Linked DNA regions of Homo sapiens: all the other regions are linked to region 3. A link is a contact called in ENCODE Hi-C or POLR2A ChIA-PET data. All regions are on one chromosome and are shown on one strand. Each heading gives the region's core, a stretch centred on a gene start or an enhancer-like site at or near the end of the contact. The rest is flanking DNA. Distances are from core to core; before and after follow the strand shown. Region 1 holds the start of AGO4 (argonaute RISC component 4). Region 2 overlaps KIAA0319L (KIAA0319 like). Region 3 holds the start of TMEM35B (transmembrane protein 35B).

Region 1 (3,430 bases), core at 385-2,884, 820 kb after region 3:
ACTTCCCTGAGCTTCGGTGTCATCATCTGTACAAATACCTTTCTTAACAATATCTACCTTACTGGTGGTTGTAAAGATTGAGTGACAATGAGAAGCCCATAGCAGAGTGCATGGCCAGGATGTGATGCTAATATTTTTTATCATTACATAAAAAAACTACCTGGCTCTGTGACAGCACATGGCAGGTGCTCAAATGAATATCCCACCACACATGCTAGGGGCCTAAATTATCCCCCACCCCAATAATTTGTATATTGAAGTCCTAACTCTAGCACCCCAGGATGTGACTGTAATTGGAAACAGGGTCTCTGAAGAGGTAATTAAATTAAAACGAGGTCACTAGAGTGAGCCCTACTCTAATAGGACTGCTGTCCTTATAAGAAGAGGAAATTTGGACACAGACGTGCACAGAGGGAAGACCACGTGAAGTCACTGGGAGAAGGCCACTATCTACCAAGTGAAGGAGATAGGCCTCAGAAGGAACCAACCCTGCCTACATCGTATCTCTGACTGCCAGCCTCCAGAATTGTGAGAAAATAAATTTCTGTTGTTTAAGCCACCCAGTCTGTGGTACTTTGTTACGTTATGCCGTAGCAAAGGAATACAACACACACACACAAACTCATCGTACCTTTTCAATTGGTGGACAAGGGGCTCCTTCCTTCTGCTGACTAGAAACTGCTTCTTGGCCTGTTGTCCAGTGTTCTCCCACTCAAAGTCCTTACTGAAAGCCCTAAAGATGCTGTGCCTGCTGGGCTGACCATGCTGCCTTGGAGGTGGTGCTGCTCCCTTGGCTTTTGTCTGCTAAGGGGAAGGCATCCAAGAAAGCAAGACCTTTCTCTCTCTCTCTCTCTTTTATTTTTATTTTTTTTTTTTCAGACAGTCTTGCTCTGTCGCCCAGGCTGGAGTGCAGTGGCCCGATTTCGGCTCACTGAAACCTCTGCCTCCCGGGTTCAAGCGATTCTCCTGCCTCAGCCTCCCAAGTAGCTGGGATTACAGGCGCCTGCCTCCACGCCCGGCTAATTTTTTGTGTTTTTAGTAGAGATGGGCTTCCGCCATGTTGGCCAGGATGGTCTCAAACTCCTGACCCCAGGTGATCCACCCGCCTCCGCCTCCCAAAGTGCTGGTATTACAGGCGTGAGCCACCACGCCCGGCCAAGACCTTTCTCTTCTAAAGTGACTGGTGATTTGCTGACCAGAGGCGCTTGTCATGGGACCAGGGAGGGAATGCATCATTCATCAGGGTCCATTCCCGTGGTGCCTTCCGGCTATACGGAGAGGGACGCGCAGTTGGGTGTGTGGTGCTGAATGAAGGGATGAAGGAGGACTGCTAGCGTCTAAGGTGACCCTAAAAGACGAGATGACAGAAGCGATCTGGGGTGGGAGGAGGGAGGAGGGAGGCGAGGTGGCTCCTGTGAATCTCAGTACACTTTCCACTCACAGAAGTGGAAAACTGAATCTGTGGGTCAGCGGAACTGGAATCCAGATCTTTTGCAGGACGCCCTGGGGGGATGGCACGTAGCCCCCAGAGCCGTTGGCCACCGGACGGCCTCCTCGGGTGGACGGGGCAGAGCGGGCCAGCGGGCGCGTGCCCGACACGTCCACCGGGCTCTGCACCCTCCGGGCGCGCGCTCGTTCCCCGACCCGCCTCGCCGCCTGCCGGGCTCTGTGGACCCCGCGCCCGGGGCCGCGCACGCCCCCTCCGCCCGCCGGGACCCTGGGTCCGCGCACCCCGCGCCCCCTTCCCTCCCGGCGGGCGCGCGCGCTGGCTCCCGCTCCCGCTCCCGTTGGCGGCGGCGGCGGCGGCGGCGGCGGGGATTGTTTTTGTTGTCGCTGAGGCCGGAAGAGCCGGAGCCGGGTCCCTGTCCCCGGGCCGGGCGCCGCCGCCGCCCCCTGCCCAGCGCCCGCGTCTCCGCGGCGCCACCCCAGCGCCAATATTCCGGAGATCAAGCGTTACGCGGCGGCGGCGGCGGCGGCGGCGGGGCCCGGAGCGGGAGGCGCCGGGGACCGGGGCGAGGCGGCCCCCGCCGCCGCCATGGAGGCGCTGGGACCCGGTGAGGAGCGAGCTCGGGTCGGGGCGGGACCCGGGACCCGGGACCCGGGGCGGGCGGCCGGGACTTTCGCTGCCCCGTCGCCTCGCCGGGTTCGGGCCGCCAGGCCTCGGGGAAGGGGACCCGAGCCCCGCAGCACGAAGCGGAGGGAGCTGACCCGGGCCTGGGGGGCGGTGACCGCGCCCCAGCCGGCCGTTGGGTGGATCCCGAGGTCCAGGGGGGAGGTTCGGGAAGGTGACCGGCGCTGCCGGGCGGAGGCCACTCTTGGCCCCACCTCGGGGAGACGATATGTGCCCGGGGTCGCGACGAGGGTAGTTTGGGCCTCAGAAGGGGGCGATCCGCTACCCAGTGCGCGCGGAGGCCTGGCCCAGACCGGGAAAAGGGCCCCGCTGCCTACTACCAGCCGGTAGTCCTGGTTTGGGGCCGCGCCCCTATTTTTCTTTGCACTGGCAGATGGTCCAGAGCCTTCAGATGAGGAAGAAGAACTTCATCCAAACACCTCTCATGATCTCTGAAGGTCAAGGGACAAAATGCCCACCCTTTCTGAAAGGCCCTGATGTCCCAAAGAACATGGTCCTGTGCCTCTGTCACTCAGTCTGTGTGTTAGTCTCAGAGTGGTCTGAGCCAGCCTTTGAGTGACACAGGAGTTGCCAGTCAGTCTGCTCCACCACAGGCTTCAATGCCCTGAGTTCTCTTCTAATTGGGTTATGAGTGGTTGTGAGGATCAAATGAAGGAGAAAGTGCTTTGGAAACTAATTTGTTGTGGATATGGATGGCCTCTGGTTATTTCTCTCTATCCAAACCAGAAGAACCATTCCAGGCTGTAACAAGTGTCCTGAGTATTGGGGCCTGGTGCTTCCACCTCAAAGCCCAACAGGTTTCTAATGCCTTGGCTAAGTAGCTCAGTGTTTAGGGGCTGTGGTGGAATTCACTTTAATATTCAAACTTTACCTACATAATGAACTTAGTCGTAGAGTGTTTCATCTTTTTAGTGCGTAGAAAATTCGAGTTGCCATTTGAGTTTGGAAACTTGGCACGTTTGTTTACTTAGCACTTGTTTGCATAGCTGAGTGATTAAGCCCCACCCTAATTTGCTTCTTAAAGTATTGTTTAAAGGCCCTCATAATCAAATTTCATATGCCTTTTAAAAATAAATTGGCTTGCCGCATTAATATTGTTTGATAAACTTCAGTGTATTATGCCAGGTTAACTTCAGATATGTCCCCTGGCTAAAGACATGCTCAGGTCTTTAGGAATGTAACAGATTCAATCTAGTAATGTAATAGTTGTATGACCCTGGGAAAATTACTCAATTCCTTTGAACTTTCATTTTCTCGTCTATAAATTGAGGGTAATAATAAGTATGTTCTGTAAGATTG
Region 2 (3,178 bases), core at 99-2,598, 550 kb after region 3:
TTTTTGAGAGCCAGTTTATTTAAATTAAATCAAAGCCAATCTGTATCTGTACAGAAATAATTTCTTAGGGCTCTTATTCTCTAGACTTACAGAGCTGTACAAACTCTTCCCTCTATCCCTCCCTCTAAGATAAAAAAAGTGAAAAGAGCTCTGTGGGTTAAAAGCCACTTCAAATGAATCTGGGAGGAGGAGGTTCAAAGGGATTAGAACATCCCATGTCTTACCAGCCTGCTATAAAACAGGGTTCAGCTATTCTCTGCCCCATTCTTTGTGTTCCCATAGCACATCTCGGAATTGATCATGCTTCTTTATGTTTCTACATCTCTCTCTGCCTCCATAGTGTGACCTCTCTAATGGCAGGAACTTGGTTTTATTTAGCCTGATATATTATTTGTTGACCTAAAATGCGTGTATCTATAGTATATATATAAAATACCTAGATATTAATTATCATTAATAATGTGAATTAAGCATCCTAGAGAAGGTACAAAAATGCAGTTAGGCCAGGCACAGTGGCTCACGCCTATAATTCCAGCACTTTGGGAGGCCGAGGCTGGCGGATTGCCTGAGGTTAGGAATTCAAAACCACCCTGGCCAATACAGTGAAACCCCATCTCTACTATAAATACAAAAATCAGCCAGGCATGGTGGCACGTACCTATAGTCCCAGCTACTCGGGAGGCTGAGGCAGGAGAATTGCTTGCAGCTGGGAGGTGGAGACTGCAGTGAGCTGAGATCATGCCACTGCACTCCAGCCTGGGCAACAGAGTGAAACTCTGTCTCAAAAAAAAAAAAAAAAAAAAAAAAAATGCAGTTAGCTTATTTTAAGGCACTGACTGAATGTGAGATAACACATATAAAGAGCCAGAGACCACAAATATTAGGAGAATGTAATCTAAGTCAACACCATAATGTGGCACTGACATTCGGGTAATTTCATATTGTTTGGTTTATTTATGGCAATCATGTGGCTTTTAATAGACTTCATTTTTCTGACGTGTTTTTACTTGTGTTTTTTTCTTATACCTCCATTTTCAAGTTAATTGTAAGTCACATTCTACTGACAGAAATGAAAATATGGGCAAATTGGTCAACACTCCTGACTGCCAAATTATCTAGTATAGACTATCTCTAACTGCACGGAAACTGGCGTTTCCTTATCCTCATCTGTATAATGGCAACATTTCTCTGCTGCTTCAAAAAATGGTATTAATTCTAGGCAGGGAAATAAGAACACCCAAATGTTCTTCAGTGTCTCTCTCTTTCTTTGACACACACACACTACCCACAGGGACACAGCAAAGCCCTGGAAACATATCGTACACATACGGCCTTTACTCTCCACCACTTCCTCTCCACTGACAGAGGCAGCCATGCTGCCAAGGTAGCAACCCCCACATGAAATACAAAAGAGTGGAGGCGAAACAGCTCAATCAAAACAGCTTGGGAACGGAAAGGAGGGTATGCTTGTCAGAGAAAGTCTCCAGGGATAGGCCAGAAAACTTTTGTTTCTGCCTTGAACATCCTGAGCAAATAACCCTGTTCCAGGTCTGCAGACCTCAGGTCAGGGGCCAACTCCTCCCTTTAACTTTTCACAGAAGGCGTAATAGGAAAACTCGCTGTTATTTGAAAAGTCCATTGTGAGAAATGTCAGAGTGCAGCTTATAAGCATACCCTGGGGAGCACAGCTGAGAGCAATTTTGAAAACCAAGCAGTTAGAAACTGATGAAGTAGAATGCACAGGTAGAAGACAGCTTGGCACTGCTTCAGCATATGGGGCTGCTTGCTTCAGGCCAGATGCCACAGACTGACCCAGCAGGATGCAGATTACTCAACTTTCTGAGATGGAAGCTGGCTCTTCAGCTTTTCTCTACAAGGCTGCTTCATTTATTCTGATTAAGATTCATTCACTGTAGCCACCCCACTTCCATAAGCCTCCAGCTGACTCTGGTTGCCCTCAGTTAAGGACAATAAACATTGAGCTGTATCAAAAACAAACAAACAAAAAACAGAGGAGCCATTTCTTAACAGGCAGGATGGCAGTCCTCTTGAAATGGTGAACTTGAATCTGAAATTAAGGCTACAGAAGTGAAACTGAATCAATGTTACCCCCCACTCCATCTCCCAGGTCTGGTAATATTAGTCATTCCCCTTATTACCTAAAAGTGAAAGAATTCATAAGCATACATTTATTTCAAACTCAAATGTGCTGCTGGATTAGAATCAAAACATAATGTTAAGCCAGTTGGAAGAAAGAGAGCATTCCTAAAAATCCTGTCATCTGCTGAGGGAGTTTAAAAAGGGGAACTGAAGTGAGATGCACTGGGCACCCATCTTTAGGGCAGAGTCTGCAGTGGGTAGAGTTCCAGATAGGCCTTGGCTGGCATTCCTCCCTGCTTCTGTTTCCCTTTGGACAGCGTCTGTGATGGCTAACTCACCATTCAGGGACATTCATAATTCTTTCTCTTCTTAGGGCATTTTATAGTTTCCTTTTGTGATTGGCCAGGGAAGTTCAAGATTTATATAATTGGTGCTTGCTTCATGCTAAGCATTGGAATGGTTCACCTAAGATCCTGAGTAACAAACCTGATGCCAAAAGGGCAGGAGCACCCTAATGCAGAAGACTTTCAAGTGCTGATGGGCTGGGTGTATCTAACGCCCATGAAATCACCACAGGAACACACTTCCAACTTGGGGGCAAAGGCTGCAGCTATAGCACTCTTTCCACATTTCCAAATAACCACTCTAACTGCTTATTCAGGAAATGTGGATTATTAAAGGTGAGAGAGACAGAGCACTGGATAGAAAGGAAAACTGGAGATATACCATCTTGTGGACAGGAACTTCACTTACATAATTCTTGGCAGAAGGTTATTCTATTAAGACCAGCTTGAGACATCAAATTGTCTAGTCTCCTACATTCCCAGGATTCTGCAAAGAAGACTAGGTCTCTATTGTCATGGCATTACCTTGGGACCCTAGGGAAGCCTCAAACTCCTTGAAGGGAATCTTGATGTCAGCAATGCCATCCCTCTCAAAGGGAATTTCTGTTCCCTAAGAATGGCAAAGGTATTAACAGACTGCAAGCTTCATGAGGGCAGAAACCGTATCTGTCTTGCTCACCAATGTATTAATTTTCCCTTTTTTTTTTCTTGAGACAGTCTCACTCTGTGGCCCG
Region 3 (3,169 bases), core at 663-3,162:
CGGGCGCTGTGGCAGGCGCCTGTAGTCCCAGCTACTCGGGAGGCTGAGGCAGGAGAATGGTGTGAACCCAGGAGGCGGAGGTTGCAGTGAGCAGAGATAGTGCCACTGCAGTCCAGCCTGGGCGAAAGAGCGAGACTCCATCTCAAAAAAAAAAAAAAAAAAAAAAAAAAATACCTGTGCTAGTTTGAAGACCATGGAAACTGTGGTAGAGCAGAAAGTGCTCTTGATCCCAGAGAAAAAAGAAGGGTGGCAACAGTAAGGGGGAACAGCCAGGTCTTTCCATAATCCTCCCCCAGAAGACCCCATTTTCTCAGGCCAGTTGGCCCCCTTACCCATCATGAGCAGAATCAAGAACAAGTTACTGATCTCTTGCAGCATCGGTGGGCCCATGACCAGCAGCAACCCAGCCAGCAGTTCCAGAAAGCCCACAGCTATTTGGTAGTTCAGGGGATCTGGCTGGTAGCCAAATACCTTCAGCGGGAACACCTCAGCAAACTGCACGAACAGGGCATTCTAGGGGTGGCAAGGAATGCCTGTTAGCCTCATTGTTCAACAAGGATGAGCTCCCCAGATGCTCCATGGCATATCTATGCCTGTGCCCTCAACTTCCCAGAGAAAAGAACTACTACTCTAGGTCAGGTCCAGGGCTGAGGTCAGCCTGAAGAGGAGAGGGCTGCCCTGTGGCGCTGAGCTTTGGAATCAGGAAACAGGCTCCATGCTCCAAGTGGTACAGAGATTGATCTTCTCACTAGACCTCTCAAGAGATTACAACCCAGCCCCAAATCCCAGGAGGAGGGGGCTGGGCTTGGCTCCCTAGTGCCAAGGCCTGGGGAATTCCACAGTTTCCTTCTTTGTGTCTGGCCTGGTTTCTCTTAAGGCTGCTGTACAGGGAATATTTGGAGGTGAGGCAGAGTTAGGTGGGCTCAAAGTGACTCTTCTTGTCAAGGCAGGCCCTCCCCTGAGCCAAATGACAACTTCATCCTTACTTTCGGGGATACTTTTTCCTGTTCCCACTCCTCAGCTCTACCTCCCCTCCTCAGCTCTGCTGGGAAGCAGCTCTAAGCTGTCTGTCTCTGGGGATTTATCCAGGCCTTGGAGAGAGATGCCAGCAGAGGTCTACAAGTCTGGCTCTTTTGAGGGACTGGGGAGATTGGTGAACAGGATATGAAAGCTTTCCCATGAGTCTGGAACTAGACAGAAGGCTGAAAGACGACTTCAGGGCATCCCTCTCAGGCTTCCGAGAGAGGCTTCCCTCTCTGGGTTCCGAGTTAGGAGTGTCTAGCTTGTGTCCTGCTTCCTGACTAGATGTGCAATCTTTAGCAGATATACTTGCCCTTCAGGGCGGGCTTCCTTCCCTGCAAAGCCAGGATTACTACACCCCAACCCCACGAACCTCCCAAAAACTGAAGCAAACGGCGAAAAGAGGGAAGAGAGCGGGAAGTGAGCTCATTTTCCCACCGCATCATCCTCCCCCAGGGTCCGGGGGGGTGGGAGGGACCTCCTAAGGCTCTAGATTTGCCTGGGGCCACCAATATTCTGCAGGAAGGGGAGGTTCTGTCCCCTTCCGTCTAGGGAAGATCCAGAGAACTCGAGGAACTCCCCAGGCAGGACCTGCGCCTCAGTCGAAAGCCAGGCGCTTTCCCCCAGCTCCAGCTGAGCCTCGGAAGCCCGAAGGCGGCCTGCCGGGCCGGGGGCGAGGAGCGGCAGGGCGGAGCACACGCCGCCGCGGGCCCGATCCCCTGCCGCCCGCCCGCGCCGCTCACCATCCGCTCCGAAACTGGAGCCGAGATCTCCTCCGAGAGCTTGGCCAACCCCACGAGCGCGAAGAAGCCGCCCAGCAGTACACGCAGCACCGAAAGCAGGAGCGCCATGGCCGCGCTCCCCCCACCGTGGGTTGGCCCCGCCGAAAACCCGCCCCTGCCGCCGGCTCATTTCCTCCCTCCCCGGGGCAGCCGGAAGACTCTCGCCTGAGCTACCGTCCCCCACCCTCCAGGGGGTCGCGAGGCTGCAGTACTGGGGCAGGGCGCCCCCATCTTACAGGTGGGGACACTTGAGGACCACTGGCTGGTAACTGACTAAACAGGCACCTTTGGATTCAGGGAGTGTTTCCCAGCCAATACGGAGTGCTGGCAGACACGGGTGGGTGTCTGGGTGCGGTTCAGCTACCATCAAAAGACCCCGGGCTTCGTTCCTGCCTGTGCCACACTAGCTGTGGGATCTGAGCTGTCACCCACCCCAAAGGGCCTCAGTATCTGCATCTGTATATGGGGATAACTCAGTTCTCCAGAGTTTGTAACAGGCCTAGCACAGTGCCTGCACATGTAAGAGCTCAGAAAGTTATTTGTAAATTAGTAAATTAATTTATAAAATTGTAATAAATCAATAACCATTAATTATTAAATAAGTCTCTTTGCCTGAGATATCTTTTCCCTCTAATTTATCTCGGCTGACAATGAAATGTGAAAGGTGTTTGAAAATTCAGATACTTGCATGGATAGAGAGGCTTTCACTGAACCAAGCCCTACAGTCCACTCCTGGCCCATTTGCTCTTACCTGGAAATCTGTCTAAAGCTGGGATGGGCAAACCATGGGCCAAATTTGGCCAGATGTCTGATTTTTTTCCATGCTTCTCCCCTTCCCCCAAGCTAATAATGTTTGTTTACATTTTTTATGATAAAAACATTTTTTAAAGAAGCTTGTGTGACATAGGAAAATTATATGAAATTCATATTTCAGTGTTCATGAATAAGTTTTATTTAAAAACAGCCACACTTATCTGCATATTGTCTATGGCTGCTTTTGCACTGCAACTGCAGAATTGAGTAGTTGTGACAGTATGGCCTGCAAAGCTGAAAATATTTACTATCTGGCTCTTTATTTAAAAAGTTTGCTAAGCCCTGGTATATTGGGCCAGAAAGGCCCCAAGCAGGGGTCTCAAATCCCCCTGCTGCTTCCATTTATAGTTACCCAAGCTGCTTAGATCTATCTTTTTCCAGCTGGGCACGTTGGCTCACACTTGTAATCCCAGCACTTTGGGAGGCCGAGGCAGGTGGATCACTTGAGGTCAGGAGATAGAGACCAGCCTGACCAATATGGTGAAACCCCGTCTCTACTAAAAAAAATACAATAGACGGGCATGGTGGCACATGCCTGTAACCCCAGCTACTTG

Evidence for each region. Hi-C counts contacts between places; a loop is a spot of excess contacts on that map. ChIA-PET counts read pairs that join two places held with the same protein, here RNA polymerase II (POLR2A). Pooled maps may share reads with other maps.
Region 1: a map of CD4-positive, alpha-beta memory T cell shows a loop between it and region 3 (5-fold over the local background). The contact joins the promoter of AGO4 here to the promoter of TMEM35B in region 3. A Hi-C loop is called at or near these places in 1 of 168 maps with a recorded cell type or tissue (CD4-positive, alpha-beta memory T cell).
Region 2: a loop to region 3 is called in a pooled map, with 3 times the contacts of the local background. The contact joins the enhancer-like site here to the promoter of TMEM35B in region 3. A Hi-C loop is called at or near these places in 1 of 37 single-sample maps with no recorded cell type and 3 of 50 pooled maps. POLR2A ChIA-PET finds 5 or more read pairs at or near these places in 1 of 52 experiments (activated T-cell).

What each region holds. Positions count from the first base shown.
Region 1 is chr1:35,806,382-35,809,811 of GRCh38, forward strand. It overlaps AGO4 (argonaute RISC component 4), which reads left to right and starts at 1,635. Exons shown (of 18, transcript NM_017629.4): 1 at 1,635-2,054. The coding sequence starts at 2,036. CLSPN-DT (CLSPN divergent transcript) reads left to right here. Exons shown (of 3, transcript NR_199050.1): 3 at 364-559. RefSeq lists enhancers at 809-1,308, 2,408-2,687 and silencers at 1,518-1,727, 2,008-2,257.
Region 2 is chr1:35,537,808-35,540,985 of GRCh38, forward strand. All of the region lies in intron 2 of KIAA0319L (KIAA0319 like), which reads right to left. Among named protein-coding and RNA genes, the nearest start is that of KIAA0319L, 18 kb to the right of the region's middle. RefSeq lists enhancers at 2,142-2,191, 2,242-2,331. Within about 2 kb of position 1,349, at least 9 of the 41 ENCODE cell types and tissues checked have a DNase peak (open chromatin) inside an H3K27ac peak, as active enhancers do.
Region 3 is chr1:34,983,435-34,986,603 of GRCh38, forward strand. It overlaps TMEM35B (transmembrane protein 35B), which reads right to left and starts at 1,913. Exons shown (of 3, transcript NM_001195156.2): 1 at 1,764-1,913; 2 at 333-513. The coding sequence starts at 1,871. ZMYM6 (zinc finger MYM-type containing 6) reads right to left here. Exons shown (of 16, transcript NM_007167.4): 16 at 2,731-3,169. RefSeq lists silencers at 1,472-1,541, 1,602-1,891.